4 separate regions of the Homo sapiens genome follow, and all the other regions are linked to region 2. Evidence: chromatin contacts called from ENCODE Hi-C or POLR2A ChIA-PET data. All regions are on one chromosome and are shown on one strand. Each heading gives the region's core, a stretch centred on a gene start or an enhancer-like site at or near the end of the contact. The rest is flanking DNA. Distances are from core to core; before and after follow the strand shown. Region 1 overlaps JADE3 (jade family PHD finger 3). Region 2 overlaps MIR222HG (miR222/221 cluster host gene). Region 3 holds the start of RP2 (RP2 activator of ARL3 GTPase). Region 4 overlaps EFHC2 (EF-hand domain containing 2).

Evidence for each region. A loop is a pair of places that touch in the nucleus more often than their neighbours do. ChIA-PET counts read pairs that join two places held with the same protein, here RNA polymerase II (POLR2A). Pooled maps may share reads with other maps.
Region 1: a map with no recorded cell type shows a loop between it and region 2 (17-fold over the local background). The contact joins two enhancer-like sites. A Hi-C loop is called at or near these places in 6 of 37 single-sample maps with no recorded cell type and 4 of 50 pooled maps.
Region 3: a loop to region 2 is called in a map of CD8-positive, alpha-beta T cell, with 6 times the contacts of the local background. The contact joins the promoter of RP2 here to the enhancer-like site in region 2. A Hi-C loop is called at or near these places in 1 of 168 maps with a recorded cell type or tissue (CD8-positive, alpha-beta T cell), 2 of 37 single-sample maps with no recorded cell type and 5 of 50 pooled maps.
Region 4: a map with no recorded cell type shows a loop between it and region 2 (4-fold over the local background). The contact joins two enhancer-like sites. A Hi-C loop is called at or near these places in 1 of 37 single-sample maps with no recorded cell type and 3 of 50 pooled maps. POLR2A ChIA-PET finds 5 or more read pairs at or near these places in 1 of 52 experiments (activated naive CD4-positive, alpha-beta T cell).

Annotation. Positions count from the first base shown.
Region 1 is chrX:46,964,510-46,970,255 of GRCh38, forward strand. All of the region lies in intron 1 of JADE3 (jade family PHD finger 3), which reads left to right. Among named protein-coding and RNA genes, the nearest start is that of JADE3, 55 kb to the left of the region's middle. Within about 2 kb of position 3,127, at least 2 of the 41 ENCODE cell types and tissues checked have a DNase peak (open chromatin) inside an H3K27ac peak, as active enhancers do.
Region 2 is chrX:45,754,226-45,760,524 of GRCh38, forward strand. MIR222HG (miR222/221 cluster host gene) reads right to left here. Exons shown (of 2, transcript NR_170290.1): 2 at 1-6,299. Among named protein-coding and RNA genes, the nearest start is that of MIR222, 10 kb to the left of the region's middle. Within about 2 kb of position 4,191, at least 12 of the 41 ENCODE cell types and tissues checked have a DNase peak (open chromatin) inside an H3K27ac peak, as active enhancers do; they include CD8-positive, alpha-beta T cell, where a contact is called at or near this core.
Region 3 is chrX:46,833,055-46,838,689 of GRCh38, forward strand. RP2 (RP2 activator of ARL3 GTPase) reads left to right here and starts at 3,989. Exons shown (of 5, transcript NM_006915.3): 1 at 3,989-4,148. The coding sequence starts at 4,047. RefSeq lists a silencer at 3,591-3,670 and an enhancer at 3,981-4,120.
Region 4 is chrX:44,249,036-44,255,427 of GRCh38, forward strand. It overlaps EFHC2 (EF-hand domain containing 2), which reads right to left. Exons shown (of 15, transcript NM_025184.4): 5 at 1,159-1,410. Among named protein-coding and RNA genes, the nearest start is that of EFHC2, 91 kb to the right of the region's middle. RefSeq lists enhancers at 3,577-4,430, 4,431-5,283. Within about 2 kb of position 4,441, at least 14 of the 41 ENCODE cell types and tissues checked have a DNase peak (open chromatin) inside an H3K27ac peak, as active enhancers do.

The DNA.
Region 1 (5,746 bases), core at 1,877-4,376, 1.2 Mb after region 2:
CCAGATGAGTGAAGACGTCTCCAGATGATCCAGCTGTTTGAATCTTCCCAACTGAGGTCCCATACATTGTGGAGTAGAAAAAAGTCATCACTGCTGTGCCTATCTGAATTCCTGACCCACAAAATTCATGAAGTGATAAAGTGGTGGTGGTTTTATGCCACTAAATTTTGCAGTTGTTTGTTGCACAACAGTCAGTAACTGGAACAGCATAAGTGAATGGTCATGGGTGTGTTCCAATAAAAGTTTATGGACACTGAAATATGAATTTCACATAATTTTTATATGTCACAAAATATTTTTTAAATTGTTTTCAACCATTTAAAAATGTAAAAACCATTCTTAGCCTCCAGGCCATACTAAAAATAAGCAGTATGCTAGATTTGGCCCATGGGCTGTAGTTTGCTGACCCCGATCTAAAAGGTTGTGTAATAGTCATAAAATTTAAACTTGAGGGCTTCTCGTCAAGATGGCTCTGATTTCATACTTTAAATTCATATCTCCTTTCTTTAAAAGTGATAATAAAGTAAAAAATTAGACATATCTGTGGTCAAGAAAGTATAAATCTCTGGACCAGAAACAGATCAGACAATAAGTGAGGATTATTAGTTACAGGCCTATAGTTATGGACATTCTGGACTCTTAGGTCCAGAAAAAGGTAGAGATGGCTGGGAATTGTATTTCTGTAGATAATGGGATTAAAACATTCAGTGAATGGAGGAAATGATCCCTGACTGTGAAGTCAGAGATTGCCCATGAACAGAGACAGTAAAAAGATGTTGCTTCTGTTCAGAGTGGCAGGCAGGAGAGCAGAGAGAGACTTAGGACCAGGGACAAATGTATTATTGGCTCACTGTCTAAATCTGGAAGATTTTCAAAGAGATAAAGGAAGAATAACATCCATTACAAAATTTTTAAAGTCCAGTCCATACCTGGTAGGAACTCATTCTCGGAGATTTGATAATATTAGTGGTTAAAAATACTTTAAGTTAGTGATGGTACTATACACAGGCCACTCTGAGAGCATACTGCTGTTGATTGTCAAAGTGTGGGTGAGTCATAGTAGGGGAGGCATCCTAGAAGAGATTTGCTGTGCCTTATAAGGATAAGGCTCCTGTTTGCTGAGCCTTATAAGAATTAGTTTATATGTTTTAAAAGTGAGGAAGCAAGAAGAGGGTCCTCCTGGGAGAAGGGATGGTATAAAGCCTAGAGGTAGGAACTGCAGAGGTTCAGCATTGTTTGAGCATAAAACTGGGGCAGAATGTGGTGAGGGATAAAGCTGCAGAAGTAGACATGGCTTGATTGTGGAGGGCTGTGTTGGCCTTGATGAGGACCTTAATAAAGATCCTAGGAGCAAAGGACAGCCATTGAAATCTCTTGACCGTGGAGGCACATGATCCAATTTGTGTTTTAGATAGGTCTCTGGCAGTTGGGTGGAGGGTAAATTTGGGGACAACAAGATTAGGACTTTTAAAGCCAGTTAGGAAACTGCTCTTGCATTCTAGGTTTGAGGAAATAGATAGGTCCTAAACTAAGAAAATGACAGCTGAGATGGGAAAGGAACATTGATTTGGAAGATTATTTTAGAGGTTAACTGACAGGGCTTAATAATTGATTGGATGTTCCAGGGTAAGATATAGGAAAGAGTTCAGAGATTTTTCTAGATTTTGTGATGGCATAGAGGAAGGTGCCAACTGAGACCAGTTAGAAGGTAGGAAGAACTAGTGGAAAACAGAACATAGTTTCCTCAGTGTTGATCGTCTTCCAGCTTGATGTATCTGGTTGTCAGGACTTTTTTCTTTTTGTTGATGTATCTTTCCTATTCTTTCTTCCTTCCTTCTTTGCTTTGCTTTTCCCTCCTACCTTCCTGTCTCTTTCGCCTTTCCTTTCTATCTCCAGCTCTGGACCAGAGGACCTTGTTTTGGGAGCCATAAGCATGTGGGTAGGGCACTTCAGGGAACCACCATCACCTACAAGATGGTTAGAGGAAGAAAAAAAGTGTTAGCAACACAGGGAACTTGAAAAAAGCTTCTGGAAGCCAAAGGAGTAGTTTCAAGAAGGCCAGAGTGATCAGCGTGTCAAATGCAGCATACAGATACTTAAAGATGAGGGTTGGGAAGTATGCACATTTTTCCAAGAATTCTGGTGAGATAGAAGCAATTAAGGAGAGATTGAGAGTAAGGAAGGAGTTACAGACTGTAAACTACTTTTTGAGGAGTTTGCAAGAGAAGGCAAAGAAAGAAAGAAAGTGGATATTAGCTAGAGAAAAATGAAGTAGGGTCAAGAGATGGTTTGGGAATAAAGGTAGAGAGGTTGGAACCTGTTAACAGAAAGAAATCCAGCATAAAGGCAGAATTTGGAAGTTAAAAGGCAGATTTTTTCTGTTCATAGAAAATCATCCATATGTTTAGAGCTGTCTAGACATTAGAATAAATTGCTTGTTAGATAGTGAGCTCCTGGTCACTGGAGTAGTCAAGCAGAGCTTAGCTGTTTTCTGGTCAACTGTGTAGAAAGATACATTGGTGAGTGCCTTCAGGAGTTTTAGCCTGTGTTCAATTCCTAACAGTTTTCCCAAAGTTGCTTTAAGCATTATAAGTTAATGAGTTATTCTGTGGATCTGCCTTGCCTGGCAGCTCTCTAGAGATTTGTGGAATCACTAGACCAAGTTAATTTATTTGCCTTTGATCTTGAAGGATGAAATTAAACTGCAGATTTTCAGATAACAAAATATTGAGGCTTAGGGTCCAGGAAAGTTTCATCACATTGAACAATCAATCATGCTGTAGGCTCACAGGTATTTTTTTGACAAGATGGTCACTTTCCACACACAGCAACAAAGAGTCTTTGTTTCAAAATTTTGAGTTTAATTTTTTATCTGTCCATTTTTGTAAAATGGCGTTAACTCAGAATAATTAAAATAGGGCTAAGATAATAGGAGAAATGAATAGAAAGGAAAAACCTGCTTTCTTCTGTGTTTCATATTCCTATCTGGATGTTTTTGGTTTTCTAGGGCCAAGGGGAGGTAATTAGGTTCCATCCATGACTTAGATCTTTTAGTGATCTCTTTCGTTAACATTTAAAACAATTCAGGGGTAACTTGTTGTTTTGTCTCAAATGACTCAGGTACTGTTTCCAAATCTGGCTTCCTGGGGCGGCTACTGGAGCATGAACAGCAAAAATGACTGAACTCAACTAATTCTCAGAAAGCCATATTTTAGTCAGTACTTTCCAGCTTTCTCACTCATCATTGCTTTTACAGAACTAACAAGTGTTGTAACTAACTGATTAGCCTTTTATTTCTTCTCGAGTTACACATTTTAAATTCTGTTAACCTTTCAGAATGCTAATAAGTAGTGAAATGACTAAAATCCAGGCAGGGAGACTAGAAAATGCAAGGACTGAGAAAACAGCTCCCCGCTCCCAAGGCAAAACCAGGAATACCAGGTGTGGTGAATATTTATCTTTTGAGGAAAAATAGATATACTTCCTTGTTACAAAGTGACTTGCTTTCTTCTGGGCCCACAGATAGGGGGTCAGCCTCCCAATTATCCCCAGGCTTGTAAGTTTTACCCGTTTCTTAGCCTGTTTGTTTCCTCACTCTGGAAGAGTACAGTAAGTGAAAATCTCACAAAATGATAGGTTGATTCTTTCTCTTTCTCAAATTAATACTTTCCAGATATGTAGGAACATTAATAAACTGCTCTTTTTATCATATACTTGCTTTTTTAATAGTTAATTTTTAAATTTTGAGTTAATTTTTTATTTTGAGTTAAGAGATTTTGAGATAATAAATTTAGACAGGAGTTGCAAAAATAGTGCAGAGAGCAAACTTCCCATTCCAGACAGGATGGAGTAGACACATTTCAGTCTATTCCAATTCAAAGTAATGATACAGTGAGTTTAAAGGTAAATGGAAAATTAACCAGGCACAGTAGTGCACACCTGTAGTCCTAGCTACCTGGGAGGCTGAGGCAGGAGGATTGCTTGAGCCCAGGAATTGGAGGTTATGGTGAGCTACGATTGTGCCACTGCACTCCAGCCTGTGTGACAGAGCAAGACCGTATCTCAAAATAAAAAGTAAATGGATGGAAAAAAAATATCATGCAAACACCAATCAAAAGAAAACTGGAGTGGCTATACTAATATCAGATAATTAGATATCACAGCAAAGAAAATTACCAGGGACTAAAAGAATGATACAAAGGGTCGATCCACCAAGAAGGCATAGCAATTTTAAATGTGTATGCACCACATAACAGAGCTTCAAAGAACACAAAGCAAAACCCAACAGACCTGAATTGAGAAATAGACAAACCCAAACCCACAATTATGCTTGAGAATGTTAATACCCCTCTTTCAGTAATTGATAGAACCAGTAGACAGAAAATCAGCAAAGATATAGAAGAAATAACACCACCAGTCAACCAGATTTAATTGACATTTATAGAATGCTTCACCCAACAACAGCATAATATACTTACTTTTCAAGTGCACAAGCAACATTCACCAAGGTTGACTACATCCCAGGTCATAAAACAAACCTCAACAAATGGAAAAGAAGTGAAATCATATAGAGTATATTCTCAGACCATAATAGAATCAAAGTAGAAATCAAAAACAGAAAGACGGCTGGGTGTGGTGGCTCACGCCTCTAATCCTAGCACTTTGGGAGGCCAAGGCGGACAGATCACTTAAGGTCAGGAGTTCGAGACCAGCCTGGCCAACATGGTGAAATCCCCTCTCTACTAAAAATACAAAAATCAGCCGGGCGTGGTGGCACATGCCTGTAATCCCAGCTGCTCAGGAGGCTGAGGCACGAGAATTGCTTTAACCCAGGAGGCGGAGGTTGCAGTGAGCTGAGATCGTGCCACTGCACTCCAGCCTGGGCAACAGAGTGAGACTCTGTCTCAAAAAAGGAAAAAAACAAAACAAAACAGAAAGACTACAAGAAGTTCTCCAAACACTTGGAAACTAAGCGTCACACTTCTCATCAGTACAGTGGCTTGAATGCCTGAATGTAGATGAAAATATACCATATCAAAACTCGTGGCAGGGCGCAGTGGCTCACGCCTGTAATCCCAGCACTTTGGGAGGCCAAGGCGGACAGATCACCTGAGGTCAGGAGTTCAAGACCAGCCTGGCCAACATGGCGAAACCCTGTCTCTACTTAAAATACAAAAATTAGGTGAGTGTGGTGGCAGGCACCCAGCTACTCAGGAGGCTGAGGCACAAGAATTGCTCGAACCCGGGAGGCAGAGGTTGCAGTGAGCCAAGATCGCTCCACTGCACTCCAGCCTGGGTGACAAGAGCGAAACTCCATCTCAAAAAGAAAAACTTGTGGGGCGTAACTTAAATGAGTGCTAAGAAGGAAATTTAGAGCACTGAATGCTTATATGAGGAAAAGATGAAAGGCCTCAAATGAATAATCTAAGCTCCCACTTTAACTAGAAAAAGAAGAGCAAGATAAACCCAAAGTAAGTGAAGGAAGGAAATAATAAAAGAACAAAAGTCAATGTAATCAAAAACAGAAAAACAGAAAAAGCAATCCATCTAAAAACTGGTTCTTCCAAAAGAGAGATTCTGACTTAATTGGTAATGGGTGCAATTTGGACATTGGGATTTTTGTAAGTTCTCCATATGATTCCCATGTGTAATGGGGGTTGAGAACCTCTGCTGGGGAGGCCAAATACATTTTTTTGGGATTTAACATGTATTGGCATTTATCTACCAGACCCTTTGATTTCTCCCC
Region 2 (6,299 bases), core at 2,941-5,440:
GTATCCAGCCCGTGGATAGTCTAAATGTCCCACGTAGATGTGACAAGCCAGGAATGATCCCAATTTACCTAGCTCCAGAATTGCCTGATCTTCTTCTTGACTCAATGCCCCCAACCTCACATTCATCCCCTTGCTTCCCATTTCTAGCTAGTAGGTAACAGCACTGAGCCCGTTCAAATTTCTCACAGACAGTCTCTATTCATTCTGACATTATCTCTCCAGTAAGTCCTACTCTGGTTATCAAACTTTCTGTAGTCTGGAGAACAAACAAATCCCTAATATGGTCATTCTTTTCATGCTGAGAGATCAAACTCATCCTATTACTGGGATCAGTAATAGTAAATGCAACCCTGACACCGACAGGAGAGAGTCGTCAGGTACATTACCACTTTTCTTCACAGCTGCCCCTATGAATGCCATGAAGGACCACGGAATTAGGGATGGAATAAATTCGAGGATTTGATGAAAAACAAAACAAAAAAATAGGGCTCCCTTTGATTGTCATCCTTAGACAAAATTTGATACTCTTTGCACTACCATATGATTATATCCCCTGATTTTCTAAGATTAAAGTCCATTAGAGTTAGAAATTGGAACTCTCAAGCCGAAGTCAAGAAAACAAATCATGTCTGGTTTTAGAGGTGCCAGAATGATACAATGGACTTTGGAGACTTCGGGGAAAGGGTGGGAGGCGGGTGAGGGATAAAATACTACAAATTGGGGCTGCGCGTGGTGGCTCACGCCTGTAATCCCAGCACTTTGGGAGGACAAGGTGGGCGGATCACAAGGTCAGGAGCTCGAGACCATCCTGGTTAACACGGTGAAACCCCGTCTCTACTAAAAATACAAAAAATTAGCCGAGTGTGGTGGCGGGTGCCTGTAGTCCCAGCTACTCAGGAGGCTGAGGCAGGAGAATGGCATGAACCCGGGAGGCGGAGCTTGCAGTGAGCCGAGATTGCACCCCTGCACTCCTGCCTGGGTGACAGAGTGAGACTTGTCTCAAAAAAAAAAAAAACTAAAAATTGGGTACAGTGTATACTGCTCGGGTGATGGGTACACCCAAATCTCACAAATCACCACTGAAAAACTTACTCATGTAACCAAACACCACCTGTTCCCCCAAAACCAACAGAAATTTTAAAAAATTTAATTTAATTTAAAAGAAATCAATATATGAAAAAAGAAAAAAAAAAAAAAAAAAAAGAAGTGCCAGTCGGGACAGACAGAGAACTCTCAGGAAAACTGCTCATTTTGCCAATACATCAAATAGTTATTTAAAAAAAAAACAAAACATTTTCTAAAGTGTGTTAGAGGGCTAGTGAAGAGAGAAGGCCATCGAAAATGATGAAGAATAAGGAGGAGAGATGTACAGGCAACACAACCAAGGAGAAAAGGAGGATGCCAGACATGGGTCAATCTTGTTAGCTAAGTAAACCTCAATGGTATCTGCCTCTAAGCTCTGTTTGGTGAGTCTCTGGGACCCAACTAATGATGGTTTAGTGTCCTTTAAAGAAGAATTTAAAATAATCCAGTACATAGGATTTCTTATTGTGCAACTTTCCAATTCTGAAGGAAGCTATAGGGCAACTAATGTTAACTAAACTGCTATGTCTCCCTGTTGGGTTTGCAAAGCCACTCAGTACTGTGTGATCAGTAACCCAGGAACAAAGAGGGCAGTCACACAGTAACATCAACACCCACTGGGTACACAGAGTTGCCCACTTTTCATGACTCTTCCACGTGTAAGGGTCACAAACTTGGGAAGCTGGTGGCTGTGTTATTACCCATTTAGAAACGGGGAAACAGAGGATTAGAGGGAATTATCATCTTGAACATCTCATATTTTTAAAAAGGAACTCTAATAACTACCTGACAAATTGGTGAGTGAAGAGTCTTAGCCAAACACTCAATGACAATAGTTTGAGGAAGAAGCAAAGTGTAGTAGTTAGAATGGTGATTTCTGAGCAAGAAGATGGGGGCTCTGTATTCCTGGCCAAGTAGCTTGGCTTCTCTGGGTCTCAGTTTGCTGCCAAAGCAAACGAGGATAATACTGATCCTACCTGTAATAGGACCATTGAAAGGATTTCACAGGATGAGGTTTATGAAAATACTTTATAGTTAATAATTCTACATCATATACCTGAAATTTGCTAAGAGAGAAAAATCTTAAAACGTTCTCACCACAAAAGATAACTATGTGAGGTGATACATACGCTAATTAGCTTGATTGTGGTAATCCTTTCACAATGTATACATATACCAAAACATCATATTGCACACTGTGAATATATACAATTTATTTGTCAATTATACCTCAATACAGCTGGAAATACATAAATTTTCATGCACTGTGTAAATATGAGAGATTTATTTCTCCAACAATGATAGAATCTGAAAGTGGGGATTTTCATGTCTTATCTTTGCAATCTGAACACAGCAACTTTGGATGTCTTAGCCACATTGCACGGTAGACTGCTACAGTAAGTTTGTTTAAGTGCTAATGCTTAGAAGTCGGGCAGGCAGCTGGAACCACCATGCTGGAAAAGATACTTCCTGAACCACTTGTTCAAATGCTTTGTAAACAAAAGGGACTAAAGAGATCCCATTTATTATGTTCACTGTTTAACTTTGGTTTCTCATCTGTACTAGAAGGTCGTATTTCTGTCCTCAAACCATTAAAACTCTATCAGGTTCCCCCCTCCCCCCAAGAAATGCTGATTTTGCCAAATAAGGGCATTTTAAAGCCTTCCATCTACTATAACAATGATTTCTTATTTTAAGTTTTTTTTAAGAATTAAGGAATAACTGACATACGATAAACTGCACATATTCAAATTGTATAATTTGATAAGTTTTGACATATATACACCCATGAAACCATCAACACAAGACAGAAATTATCCACCAGCCCGGAAGTTTTCTCGGGCCTTTTTGTAACCCCTTTCTTGCCACCCCCATCTCCCCTACCCCAGGTAACCACTGATCTGCTTTCACATTTTCCAGAATTCTGTATACATGGAATCATATGATATGACTCTCATGGGTTAGGGTCATCCATGTTATTGAAGGTATCAATAGTTCATTCCTTCTTATTATTGAGTAGTATCCATCATACAGATACACCACAATTTGTTTATCCATTTACCTGTTGATAGACATTAGGATTGTTTCCAGCTTTTAGCTATTACTAATAAAACTACTATGCATATTCACGTACGAGTCTTCAGGTGAGCACATGCTTTCTTTTCTCTGGGAGTGAAACAGCTGAATCATATGATAGGTGTATGTTTGACATGTTTGTATCATTTTACATGAGAGTTCTAAATCCTACACATCCTTACCAACAGTTGGCATGGCTGGCTTCTTAAATTTTAGCCATTCAGATAGGTGTGTAGCAGTACCTCACTGTGGTTTTGACTTGTGTTTCACTAATGACATTGAAAAGATTTTTTCTTGTGCTTATCTGCCATTTGCGTATCTTCTGTGGTGAAGTGTCTGTTCAAATCGTTTACCCATTTTTAAATTTTGTTTTCTTATTATTGAAAATGCCATCAGTTTTAATGAGTGGAGCAAGACTGGTAACTGAGAACTGCAACAAAATTTTACAATTCATGATACCCAAGAGGATAAAAAAATTCACAAAGATTATTTTCCAAAACTTGTGTGGAGCGAAAATATTCTCCAAATGTTATGACAAATCTGAACTTCTTTTAAAGCTTGAAAAGGATTTAATGATATTTTATCAGTATTGCTGCTAAGTCTGCACAGGTTCAGACTATTAGTAAACCAAATAAGCATATTTCGATGTACTCTATCGGTACCCAAACCATCTTAACCTCTCCTTCGTGCATTAGTTCAATTACCCAAGCATCTATCCCTAAGCCACATTTCACACTTTGCACTAATTATACTCTAATCCCATAGATTCCATTTTACTAATTATTTCTTATGTCAAATTTGTGCCCACATTCAAAAGGTGATGAAGGCCAAAACCTCTATCGCATTTTTTTATGTCAACAGTAACAGATAAAATGTGATCTACAAGCATGAAGATGAATTCTCCTTTCCGATCCATAGAGAATGCTAGATTTGAGGGCACCTACAGGCTTTGAGGAAAAGCAGGCCCCATTCGGTTGTGTAGAGCCATCGGTTCGTAGCTCAATTGTTACAGTTGATGTGGGTTTCCTTTTAGATGTCTGGAAAATGACTCTGCTGACCACATCCACATTCTGAAATACTTTTTGAGAACTTGTAACCAAACTGCAGGAACTGACTCATTTTGCAGTGCCCAGCCACCACACAATTGTTCCAGAACAGACTCAAGTCAAAGGGAAAAATATGAAGGTCTTAGAACACAGACAGCAAGTTGTCTACTTATATGGGGGGACAACCGGGGGAAATCCCAGAGCACATGGGGCAAAACGGCTCAAGCCCCGGACCAATCTTAGAGGAAGGACCAAACAGAACTCACCACTTCGTGGACAACACATGTGTTTTCCTCAAAGCAAGGGGGTCAGAGGCTGGTAGAAAAAGAAACTTAATGTCTATCTCTTAGACACTAATCTACACTTAGAAAGTAGATTCAGTAGAGAAATGTCTGCAGAAGACTCGGGTTAGATGTTGTCTTGAAAGTCCATTCCTGAATTCCTTGTACTCCCAGCTCCTCTGAGATGGGATGCTCAGTAAGTCAGGAGTATGCCCCTTGTCTTACAGGAGATAAGCCAGCAGGGACAGCATGTCCAAGATGCTAGGCAGAACTGAGGCTGACACTTGAGCTTAGGACCAGAAATTCTCTGGCTCCCCTGGGGCTTCTGTACATCCTCTCCTGGTCCATTTTTACATCTTTCTCTTAATTCCCAATGTGTCTCACCCAAGGGGGTCAGTTTCCCCATGATGTCCCAAATCTTTCTCCCTCTCTCAATGCAGACTTCTTACCTAAGGGGAGGATGAAGAGGAGCAAACTAAGCTCTCCTCCACACAACACTCTATGTTCCCAAATTACTCATTTCTCTACCCCACAAGTGAAACTGATTTAGTCAGTCAGTTTCAGCCAAAGGCGGTGAGGAAATCCGGTCTTGTTGAACTAAACTATAAATGACAAAACCAATAATAACTCTTTTCTGCAGGTGGGTCCCTTGCTAAAAGAATATGAGGGTTAACCCAACCCAAATCTATCATTGACTAATAGAAAGGCTATGTGATAAGAATTAGGTATAGAGTCTCAGGCAGTATTTCAAGTAAGATAAACCTGGACGACACCTATAAAAGGCTATCAAGCCCCTTTCTAAGCCCTGTATGTTGTCGATATAATTACATATACATTTTATGTCTGTTCTCACCCGTGCAATGTCTCTTAACATGTAAACTCCCAGATGACAGAACTTGCCCATTTCCTTAGATTTAGTAAGGGGCATTTAGTATCCGAGTATAATAGTGAAGTAATGACAGGGGGCTGCAATCAAATTATGGCAATCAACTCTACCTTTAAGAAATTACAAAAATGTTTTTAACACAACTTTACAAGAGAAAAGGTACATAAAACAATTTTACCCTTCCCACCTGGCCAATTGCCTTTATTTTTCCACACTCTCTTTGTACCTCCAATAAAATAAGTACTGTATAACAAGACTTCTTAACCTGTACCAAACAGTAAGTTTTCATACAGAATTTTAAAAAGGAGCTTATCATCTGACTGAACATAAAACTAAGAATTATTTTAAAATGAAAGCACTTTAAACATGGATTTAAAATCCCTTCAGTTCAAAATTCTAAACTGCTTGTTACTGAGTGCAAAAATCAGCAAAGATATGCCTTATGGAAGATGAGTTTTTGGCAAATTTAAATCAAATCAAAACATTCCACAGTTAGACATTCAGGTACCCCACATCTCTCTGAGGAGTAGATGTGATAGGAAGAATTGCCCACTTTGCGCTTTTTAGCTGTAATTGTGCTTCAAATAGTTCAACTTTATCTATCTTTGCTAAGGTTTTCATAGCATAATAATTTAAATTACAAAAGTAGCATTTTACTGCAAGAAGGCCTTACACGGCTTGTAAACACTCCAGTTATGAGGCACAAGGGGCTCGACTCTCCGGGATCCCTACAATAAATCACATAGACTCTCAGAATACCATCTTCACTCTCTCTAGTTATCATTTCCTACCTTCCAAACAGCTTCTTACTGTGGCCAACAGAGTCCTACCTGATCTGCCATGATGTGTCTCTTGGACACACAAAGCCTGCTCCCGTCTCTACTGCAGTTACTTTTTTATTTTCTCTGCCTGGAATCCTCTTCCTCC
Region 3 (5,635 bases), core at 2,739-5,238, 1.1 Mb after region 2:
CAATGTATATGATTATCTCCCTTGAGAGTCTGAGACTGTAGCATGCCCTTGGACAGAAAGGCCATGAGGAATCAGGGTGGGATAGCTGTTGTCAACCATGTAAATGCTGATGAGTAAGTAGAGAGCTGGTTTGCAAAAATAAGTAGTGATGAGAATTCATGGGGACAGGTGAAAAAGAGATGGGGCAGAAAAGAAAGAAAGAATAAGAGAGAAAGAAAAAGGATGAGACAGCACTAGTATTAGCTCTGTTCATTAGCTTTCTAGTCCCCAGTTCTTAACATTTGATTTAATTTTCTTTTTGTAATTTTGTTTTTGGTCAAGAGTGATGGTAGGATGGGAATGAACAGAAAAGGGACTTTATCTTCACTTTTAAGGGTCCCTGAAAAGATCACTCTTGGATATAGGTTTTATTGTAGATTTGAGCTTTTCTCATTAATGAATACTTCAAAACAGTGAGAGTTTCAGAGGTTGTTTCTCTAGAATTAGTTTTGTTATATTGTTTGTTCATTAAGAGGAATAGCATCACTGTGGGACAGAGCTCCCATAGGCATCAGAAGGCCGAGGCAGATACTTATTTCAGATGAATTAGAGAGGAACAAACTTAAGGCAGGAGGAGGCACTGGGAAACACAGGATGTGGATTTTTCCAGTCCCTGCTCAGCCACTCTCATCGTGACCACAGATTCATCCCTTCACCTCTCTGGATCTCTGCCTCCTCTGCTACACTAAGTAGTGGTCATAGTTATATATTTATATCTGGTCACAGATGTTTTATAATCATAGACCATAGATTATAAATATAATAATAGATTATAAAATATCGAATGAGGGTCTTATCCAAAAACATCTTCACATAAAACTTTCATCTCACTCTGAAGGAGAAAAAGTGTGCACTGGGTAAAGACTCTATTGCCTAAGATCTGGAACTTAAATTTGCAGTAATTTCTAATACTTAAGCACATGTACTTTTCTTCCCGATTGTGCAATAAAGGACGGGAAGTAAAAAGGGGAACATTCTTTATGTTCAAATTAAGTCGGCCGGGCACTGTAGCTCACGCCTGTAATCCCAACATTTTGGGAGGCCGAGGTGGGTGGATCACCTGAGGTCAGGAGATCGAGACCAGCCTGGCCAACATGGTGAAACCCCGTCTCTACTAAAAATACAAAAATTAGCCAGGTGTGGTTTTGTGCGCCTGTAGCCCCAGCTACTCGGGAGGCTGAGGCAGGAGAATTGCTTGAACCTGGGAGGTGGAGGTTGCAGTGAGCTGAGATCATGTCATTGCACTCCAGCCTGGGTGATAAAGCGAGACTCTGTCTCAAAAAAAAAAAAAAAAAAAAAAGTCAGAGGCTCATTTAGGATACAAACTAGATGTGAATAAGTATGGGAAATTTAAAAGATAACCAAATTTGAACCTGAAGTGATCAGCATTTGATATCCTACTGAGATGTCAAAATACTGTTTCTCAGAGAAACTGACTTACCTTTCTTTTCTATTACATAGGCAATGCATGTGTATTGCAGTAAAATTCGACCCAAGTATAACAAATGTTTATATTTAGTGTATATATCTTTAAATATATTCTGACGAACCCTATGCCATTTGCTTAGAACAGATCTGATCGTTCATATGCAATGCTTATGTCCTCAACGAGGCTATAAACTCCATGAGGAGAACCCCTTTACCATAAATCCACATGCCTCCCACCCCCACAGTTTGGTCACTTTCTTTGGGAAGGGATGGGGGAAGTTTATAAATGCTTCCTTCACTAGCACCCATGCATGCATTCATTCATTTGACAAACGTTGTATTGAGCACCTAGTATGGACTTGGGCCAGGTGTAGGAGATTCAAAGGTACATCCCTCCCCTCAGCTTTCCTCCCCACTGCCTTTTTTTTTTTTTTTTTTTGAGACGGAGTCTTGCTCTGTCGCCCAGGCTGGAGTGGAGTGGCGCCATCTCGGCTCACTGCAACCTCCGCCTTCTGGGTTCAAGCTATTCTCCTGCCTCAGCCTCCCGAGTAGGTGGGACTACAGGCGCCCGCCACCATGCCCGGTTAATTTTTGTATTTTTAGTAGAGATGAGGTTTCACCATATTGGCCAGGCTGGTCTCGAACTCCTGACCTTGTGATCCGCCCGCCTTGGCTTCCCAAAGTGCTGGGATTACAGGCGTGAGCCACCGTGCCCGCCCCCCCCGGCTCTGGTTTTTTTTTTTTTTTTTTTTTTTAGACAGAGTCTCCCTCTGTCGCCCAGGCTGGAGTGCAGCGGCGCCATCTTGGCTCACTGCAACCTCCACCTCCTGGGTTCAAGCAATTCTCCTGCCTCAGCCTCCCGAGTAGCTGGGACTACAGGCACACGCCACTACGCCCGGCTAATTTTTGTATTTTTAGTAGAGACGGGGTTTCACCAGACGGGGTTTCACTGTGTTGAGCAGGATGGTCTCGATCTCCTGACCTCATGATCCTACCGCCTCGGCCTCCCAAAGTGCTGGGATGACAGCCGTGAGCCACCGCGCCCGGCCCTGCATGCCCTTTATGACATACCTTTTAGGCCAGGCGCGGTGGCTCATGCCTGTCATCCCAGCACTTTGGGAGGCCGAGGCGGGCAGATCACCTGAGGTCAGGAGATCGAGACCAGCCTGCCCAACATGGTGAAACCCCGTCTCTACTAAAAATACAAAAATTAGCCGGGCGTAGTGGCAGGCGCCTGCAGTCCCAGCTACTCTGGAGGCTGAGGCAGGATAATCACTTGAACCCGGGAGGCGGAGGTTGCAGTGAGCCGAGATGGCACTGCTGCACTCCAGCCTGGGCGACAAGAGCAAAAACTCCATCAAAAAAAAAAAAAAAAAAAAAAGATATACCTTTTTGATCTCAAGAAAGTCACAGTTCAAATAGGGAAACAATACACAATTAACTATTTTACTAAGTACTTGTGCAATTTTAGAGCCATATGTGAAAGTCTTAAGAAAACACAGAAGCAGCCTGGGGTGCGGTGGGTCCTGCCTGTAATCCCAGCACCTTGAGAGGCTGAGGCAGGATGATCGCTTGGGCCCAGGAGTTCAAGACCAGCCTGGGCGACATAGCAAGACCCCATTTCTACAAAAGTAAAAAAAAAAAAAAATAGGTGGGCATGGTGGTGCTTGCTTGTAGTTCCAGCTACTCAGGAAGGAGGCTGAGGCAGGAGGATCGCTTGAGCCCAGGAAGTCAAGGTTGCAAAGTTGCAAGGTTGCAGTGAGTTATGATTGTGCCACTGCAGCCTGAGTGACATAGCGAGACCCTGTGAAAGAAAAAGAAAGAAAGAAAGAAAGAAAGAAAGAAAGAAAGAAAGAAAGAAAGAAAGAAAGAAAGAAAGAGCACAGAAGAGGATTGGGAGGTTATGGGGTACAATTCTTGAGGGGGTGACCCTGGCCAGGCGATGAGAGGGCGGTAGGAAGGGTGATGAGGGGAGAAGAGGATTTAGAAATACAAATTTCAGGGTCTTCTTGTGTCAGCGGGAATTTCTGTCCCTCACAACTTTCATCATAAGATAAATCTAATGTTCAACTAGAGATCTCTCCCGCGCCTTGAACTTGCAAATTTATGAATCAGGGGCAAAAAAAACCCGGATACCGAGCCTGGCCTCCCACCAGCTAGAGAACCCACCAAGTTCCAGGAGGGGCGGGGCCGAGGGCGGTCCGTGCCACAGCTGTGGGCGGGGTTGTCCGTGCTTGCGCCAGAGCCGGCCCGCCCCGCCGCCAGGGGCTGTCGCAGGAGCCAGGCGTGGATTGGTATGTGGGTATGTCGGCCTCTCTTCATAGGCCGCGCAGGATTGCTCGAGAGGCTTTGATTGGCTCAACAGGCGCTGAGCGTTCATTGGCTGCGCTGGGTCGTCAGGGCGACGAAAAAGGGGAAGGGGTGCTGGGCCTGGCGGGCAAACTAAGGCTGCGGACCGTTGGGCGGTTCCGCGGGGCGTTGTCCGGAGAGCTGCGAGGCCGGGGTTCCCAGGGTTCACGCCACACTCTAGGAAGTGCCTGAGCTAGTGAGCTGGCCAACGAGCTCCGCGGGCTGGGACCATGGGCTGCTTCTTCTCCAAGAGACGGAAGGCTGACAAGGAGTCGCGGCCCGAGAACGAGGAGGAGCGGCCAAAGCAGTACAGCTGGGATCAGCGCGAGAAGGTAATGAAAGTCGTGTAGCCGCCGTCTCAGCCTCCCTGAGCCGCTCCGCCAGGTCCCTTACGGCCCGGGACCGCTGAGGGGGCCGACCCAACTGCTGCCGCACTCTCTTGAACGCGGATAGCTGAAGTCGGGGTGCACGACTTTTTTGGGGAGCGGGGACGTGAAGTACAGCGCTAGAGAGGCCGCCCAGAGGGCTGTGGAGCTCCGGAAGGAGCCTTAGGAGTTTGTTGTCGTGGTAGACAGACTCCCCCGGGAGCTTTCTCTGACTCCGAACCCTGCCTTGCTCTGACTTCCTGTTGGAGATGATCGATTCGAGAGAGGGAAAGAGCCGAGAACGCCCTGAATCTCAAATCACCTCGTTTCACCCACCGGCAGCGTCAAGCGGGGTTTTGTCCAGTCGTCGAGTTACGTATATGGGACCGATTCTCATCTCTTCCGGGGCTTAATGTTCTGTGGCTGTTTTCTCTTTTGTCTGCCCTCCCCGGCAAATCTCTTTGGTGCCTCATGATATATTTCACTGCTGAATTTTCTCAATTACCAAGTGGACTGTTTAATGTACAGCTTTACTCCCCCTCCTCTTCCAGTTATCCGAAAGAAATAATGAATATCGCATCAGTCTTGGAATGTGTATTAAGACTGTAAGGTGAAAATAAGCGGCATAAACCAGGCAGTATTTTACTGCTGGTTTAAATGAATGAAAACGCCCTTATTTTTATTTTTGTATATAGCCAGAAACGAAAAACCTTTGAAAACCTCCATTAGTCTTACACAAAACACACTCGGTCATACATTTCATAATAGTTCCTCTTTCTACATAGTTCTCCATTTGTGCTTACTAAACTACTTTGATGGACTTATCAATTATTTCTCCCAAACAAAATGAGAGATTTTTCAAATGGGTATTATGAACAGTTAACTCTTTGCTTAAGGCAACATATCTTTACCCAAGATTACTTTATAATAAATGTATTAACGTTTTGGAATCACAGACCTTTCTGCATGATTTCCAATCCCCAGCAGAATGTATTCAGGTAAGCTCTGGTCTCTAAGAGTCAGAGTTAGGAAATTGAAAGCTTTTTGCAGCTTTTCTCAGCCCCGTCTTTCTGCCCCTACTTCTCATACACACCCTTCTTGGGTCACATGGTACCTTTATTCTCTGTTAGTCATACTCGATAGTAGCATTTTATAATGTAGGGGAAGAAAGTACTATGCTTTCTATTTCACAAGAAGATTGCACCTGCCATTTAAAGTTATCTGATGGGCGGTTTTTAAAAGATATTGTTTTCCTCAGCCTTTGGCTTTCTAACAATGTTCTTTTAGCTTGAATTGTCTGCCTTAGAGAAAGTTGCATATTTCATTTTTATTTTAGTTTTTTCTTTTGAACTCAGGCTAAATCTAAACTAAATAAAATGCCTTTTTTATTTATAGTAGTCTTGGCTGCCTATGACTCATCGTTTCACAATAAATTGTTTTACAGTTAATGTTTA
Region 4 (6,392 bases), core at 3,191-5,690, 1.5 Mb before region 2:
TGAATTAACTAATGTTGGCACACTGTAAATGTCAGGTATGTCATTATTATTTTATATTCAGCCTATTTTTCAAAGTCATTCTAAAAACAGGTTTTTCTGACACCTCCTGGTTGCCTGCTATGGGTATCCCAGGGCTCCCTCTGGGACAAATTGTGCCTCTCCTGCCTCCAAGCAAACGCAGTAGGGCTTCCAGCAGTGGGCTCAGAGAATCTGGGAAAGCCTCCCGGTGAGGACTGAATGGCCAGCAGTTATTTGCCTCGGAAATTAGCATTATGGTAACCTTTTCATGTGCACTAAGAAGACACTTTATCCAAATAAGAAAGAAAATATAACATAGAGCTTTTGAAAAAGCCTTTATGTTCTTAAGTGTCCTTATAGGTGTTTACAGGTCCTTAGATGGTGTTTTTTTGGTTTTTTTTTTTTACTATGTTATGACATTTTAAAGATGGGGAAATAAGCTCAAAGAGGTTAAGTGATTTGCCCAAGGTAACACAGCTATTAAGGGGCAGACTCACAACTCTAATCCAGGTCTGGGCTGTTTCTGCTGCACCCAAATTACATGAGCTCTCAAATGGCCATAAATATTTGTAGAAATCAATCTGACAACTCTTTTTAATGTTAAATAAAATGCAAAAGTCATCACTGCCACTAGCTAGTGGCTAGTTGGTGACTAGTTGCTACATTCAGAAAAGGCACTTTGGTTTGTAAACTTGCATGTGTATGTTTGTGAGTGCATGTGTACATGCACATGTAGGTGCACGTGTATAAGTGTGTGTTTGTATTCACAACCCAGACCAAACCATGGGCTCTCTTCAGTAGTCTGCAGTGCCCTGTCCAAAGCCACAAGCAATTCTTTTACTAAGGAGTCATTTAGTTTCATAAAACTGGATGTGAACTCAATGATGAATAGGTGCTTTTTCTTACATTTGACTTTTTTCCTTTACTTGCCTTAACTTCAATGTTCCAACTCTAATTGATCATATTCTCTGTATTACTTTCACAGATGTGTATTAATAGAGGGCACAAAATGAAAGGTTTCTAAATACCTGCACTAGTGCATGGTTACTATCATCATATAGTCATAACACACAACATTCCAAACAGTGACTAGTCTCTTGACCCACAAGCAAATTCAAAGTGGTTATATCCACTGCTCACCTTGGGTAGCTTACTCCTCCGGAGGAACATTTTTAGAGCATCTCGGCCTGAGCTGTGTGGAAGCAATTCTTTGATTTCAATAGTATCATCACACAAGAAGTAATGCAGGATGAGTTCTCTACGGTCTCCAAACATTGAGACTGAGTCATCCCACAGGCAGAAGAAACACAAAATCTTGCCATGATACTGGAGGAACTGTTTCAGGGTGTCGAGGGATTCGTAGGGACGTAAGGGCTCTACGTGTTCTACAACCTGCAAATGGAGAAAATGTCAATAATAGTTGCAGGGTTTGCATAATCACTTCTAAGATATACACAATCAAGTGACAAATATATAAAGATATATTTTTGGTCAGGCATGGTGGCTGATGCCTGTAATCCCAGCATTTTGGGAGGCCAAGGCGGGAAGACTGCTTGAGTTCAGGAGTTCAAGACCAGCCTGGGCAACATGGCAAAAACACAACTCTTAAAAAAAAAAAAAAATTAGGCAGATGTGGTGTCACACGCCTGTAGTCCCAGCTACTTGGGAGGCTGAGATGGGAGAATTGCTTGACCCCAGGAGGTCAAGGCTGCAGTGAGCCATGTTCACACCACTGCGCTACAGCCTGGTCAACAGAGTGAGACTCCATTTCGAAAAAAAAAAAAAAAAAGAAAAGAAAACAAAAAAGATATATTTTTCTACAGATTATTCTGTGATTTTGTTTTTAATTTCAACTATGACATAGATACATACACATCTATAACCAGTTTTAACCTTAAGAACTGGCCGGGCGCGGTGGCTCACGCCTGTAATCCCAGCACTTTGGGAGGCTGAGGCAGGTGGATCACGAGGTCAGGAGATCGAGACCATCCTGACTAACACGGTGAAACCCCGTCTCTACTAAAAATACAAAAAAATTAGCCGGGCGTGGTGGCAGGCACCTGTAGTCCCAGCTACTCGGGAGGCTGAGGCAGGAGAATGGTGTGAACCCAGTAGGTGGAGCTTGCAGTGAGCAGAGATCGCGCCACTGCACTCCAGCCCGGGCGACAGAGTGAGACTCCATCTCAAAAAAAAAAAAAAAAAAAAAAAAAAAGAATAGAGACAAACAAGTTTGAGGAAGTTTTTCATATTAAACATTAATACACTAAACTATACTTCTGGCCAGGCGGGGTGGCTCACACCTGTAATCTCAGCACCTTGGGAGGCCACAGTGGGTCGATCACTTGAGGCCAGGAGTTTGAGACCAGCCTGGCTGTCTCTACTAAAAATGCAAAAAAGTTTAGCCAGGTCCGGTGGCAGGTGCCAGTAATCCCAGCTACTCAGGAGGCTGAGGCAGGAGGATCCCTTGAACCTGGGAGGCAGAGGTTGCAGTGAGCCGAGATTGTGTCACTGCACTCCAGCCTGGGTGACAGAGCAATACTCTGTAAAAAAAAAAAAAAAAAAAAAAAAAAAAAAAAAAAAAAAAAAAAAAAAAGATTAAAAAAAGAAAAAACTATACTTCTTTAATATTTTTTAAAACTGACTTTTCAAAAAGATTTAAAATTCTTATTTAAGAACAGACAAAACTAATCTACGGTGACAGAAATCAGAACAGTAATTGCCTCTGGGTAGGGAATTTGACCAGAAATGGGGAGAAAGGAACTTTCTGAGGTGGTAAAAATATTCTACATCTCGATTTTTGTGTTGGTTACTCAATTGCACACATTTTACAAAACTTGTTGACCTATATACTTAAGATTTATATGTTTGACTCCGTATTAATTATATCTCAACCAAATACATAATTTGTCTTTTCACTGGGAAATTCATATGTGTTCATAATTCTTACTCATTCAAAGATTTTTGTGAAGGTAAAAGGGAAGAAATATATTCACTGTTTTATTTCAGCTCAAAAAGCTTTAGGTATCAAGGATAAGAATGCCCCGGAGAAACAGGAGCACAGCAAATGGAGAAGGTCTTAAGGTCTGCAGAGCCTCTGCCTCGGCTGTCCTCTGTCCCAGGAACCACTAGTTAGTTCCATAGTCTTCTTGATGCAACTCTTCCCTCTATTTGCACTTTCGCAGCCCTGTCGTGGAGTTAAACTGCCCCCATTTCATCTGATGTAACCAAATAGGACTGTTATATAAGGAAGTGCACACTGACAAGGGAGATGTTATCCCAAATCAGGTTATACAATCTTTTTGTAAATTTTTGAAATTTCTATCTGTCGAGGGCAGTCTAGGTGCAGTCTTAACCCAAGACAGTGGGGAGACATGATGGCTTTCCAAAGACTCTTCAGTCTTATCTCTGATATTTAAATGAAATTATGGGACCACTATTTCAATTGATTGAAAAATGTTTCTTTGGCATTATGAGGCCTCTAAGAAAAGCATTATTGATAATATATGGGATTCTTTTCAGTCTAAGTTAAATTGTTTAATTTTAACTTTACAGTTCAAGACAGCAAACACTGCAGAAGTAAATGTATGAAAGTCAATATAGAAGCCTCTTATTAAACTCCTAATTTCCCAAAGATTACTATATTTATTGAAGAATTTTCTCCCTGAGGGAATAAATGCTAAAATGATGTTCCTACTCTGAAAGGAAATTATTTAAAACATTTCTTAGCTGTTCTTGGTATTTATTCTCAATTCCTGGCACAAAAGATCTTTTTCTGGGGGTGGCTGGCAAGATGGCCGAATAGGAACAGCTCTGGTCTGCAGCTCCCAGCGAGATCAATGCAAAAGGAGGGTGATTTCTGCATTTCCAACTGAGGTATCCGGCTCATCTCATTGGGACTGCTTAGACAGTAGGTGCAGCCCACGGAGGGCGAGCTGAAGCAGGGTGGGGCATCGCCTCACCCGGGAAGCACAAGGGGTCAGGGAACTCCCTCCCCTAGCCAAGGGAAGCCGTGAGGGACCGTGCTGTGAGGAACAGTGTACTCTGGCCCAGATACTATGCTTTTCCCATGGTCTTTGCAACCCTCAGACCAGGAGATTCCCTCAAGTGCCTACACCACCAGGGCCCTAGGTTTCAAGCACAAAACTGGGCAGCTGTTTGGGCAGACACCAAGCTAGCTGCAGTTTTTTTTTTTTTTCATACCCCAGTGGCGCCTGGAACACCAGTGAGACAGAACTGCTCACTCCCCTGGAAAGGAGGTGGAAGCCAGGGAGCCAAGTGGTCTAGCTCAGTGGATCCCCCCAGCAAGCTAAGACCGATGGCTTGAAATTCTCGCTGCCAGCACAGCAGTCTGAAGTCGATCTGGGACGCTGGAGCTTGGTGGGGGGAGGGGCGTCCCCCATTACTGAGGCTTGTGTAGGCGGTTTTCCCCTCACAGTGTAAACAAAGCTGCCAGGAAGTTGTAACTGGGCGGAGTCCACCACAGCTCAGCAATGATTTTGTAGCCAGACTACCTCTCTAGATTCCTCCTCTCTGGGTAAGGCATCTATGAAAGAAAGGCAGCAGCCCCAGTCACAGGCTTATAGATAAAACTCCCATCTTCCTGGGACACAGAACATGGGGGAAGGGGTGGCTGTGGGCACAGCTTCAGCAGACTTAAACGTTCCTCCTGCCAGCTCTAAAGAGAGCAGCAGACCTCCCAGCACAGTGCTCGAGCTCTGCTAAAGGACAGATTGCCTCCTCAAGTGTGTCCCTGACCCCTGTGCCTCCTGCTAGGAGACACCTCCCAGCAGGGGTTGACACCTCTTAAAGGAGACCTCCGACTGGCATCTGGAGGGTGCCCCTCTGGGACGAAGCTTCCAGAGGAAGGAACAGGTAGCAATCTTTGCTGTTCTGCAGCCTCCACTGGTGATACCAAGGCAAACAAGGTCTGGATTGGACTTCCAGGAAACTCCAGCAGACCTGCAGCAGAGAAGCCTGACTATTAGAAGGAAAACTAACAAACAGAAAGGAATAGCATCAACATCAACAAAAAGGATGTCCAAATGAAAACTCCATCCGAAGGTCAACAACATCAAAGACCAAAGGTAGATAAATCCACAAAGATGAAGAAAAACCAGCACAAAAAGGCTGAAAATTCCAAAAAACCAGAACACCTCTTCTCCTCCGAAGGATCACAACTCCTCGCCAGCAAGAGAACAAAACTGGACGGAGAATGAGTTTGATGAATTGACAGAAGTAGGCTTCAGAAGGTGGGTAATAACTAACTCCTCTGAGCTAAAGGAGCATGTTTTAACCCAATGCAAGGAAGCTAAGAACCTTGAAAAAAGGTTAGAGGAATTGCTAACTAGAATAACCAGTTTAGAGAAGAACATAAATGACCTGATGGAGCTGAAAAACACAGCACGAGAGCTTTGTGAAGCATACACAAGTATCAATAGCTGAATCGATTAAGCAGAAGAAAGGATATCAGAGATGGAAGATCAACTTAATGAAATAAAGCGTGAAGACAAGATTAGAGAAGAAAGAATGAAAAGGAACAAACAAAGCCTCCAAGAAATACGGGACTATGTGAAAAGACCAAACGTACGTTTGATTGGTGTACCTGAAAGTGATAGGGAGAATGGAACCAAGTTGGAAAACACACTTCAGCATATTATCCAGGAGAACTTCCCCAACCTAGCAAGACAGGCCAACATTCAAATTTAGGAAATACAGAGGAAACCACAAAGATACTTCTCAAGAAGAGCAACCCCAAGACACATAATTGTCAGATTCACCAAGGTTGAAATGAAGGAAAAAGTGTCAAGGGCAGCCAGAGAGAAAGGTCGGGTTACCCACAAAGGGAAGCCCATCAGACTAACAGGAGACCTCTCTGCAGAAACCCTACAAGCCACAAGAGAGTGGGGGCCAATATTCAACATCCTTAAAGAAAAGAATTTTCAACCCAGAATTTCATATCCAGCCAAACTAAGCTTCACAAGCAAGGGGGAAATAAAATCCTTTACAGATAAGCAAATGCTGAAAGATTTTGTCATCACCAGGCCTGCCTTACAAGAGCTCCTGAAGGAAGCACTAAATGTGGAAAGGAAAAATCAGTACCAGCTGCTGCAAAAACATACCAAATTATAAAGACCATTGATGCTATGAAGAAACTGCATCAATTAATGGGCAAAATAATCAGCTAGCATCATAATGACAGGATCAAATTCACACATAACAATATTAACCTTAAATGTAAACAGGCTAAATGTCCCAATTAAAAGACACAGACTGGCAAATTGGATAAAGGGTCAAGACACATCAGTGTGCTGTATTCAGGAGACCCATCTCACATGCAAAGACACACATAAGCTCAAAATAAAGGGAGGGAGGAA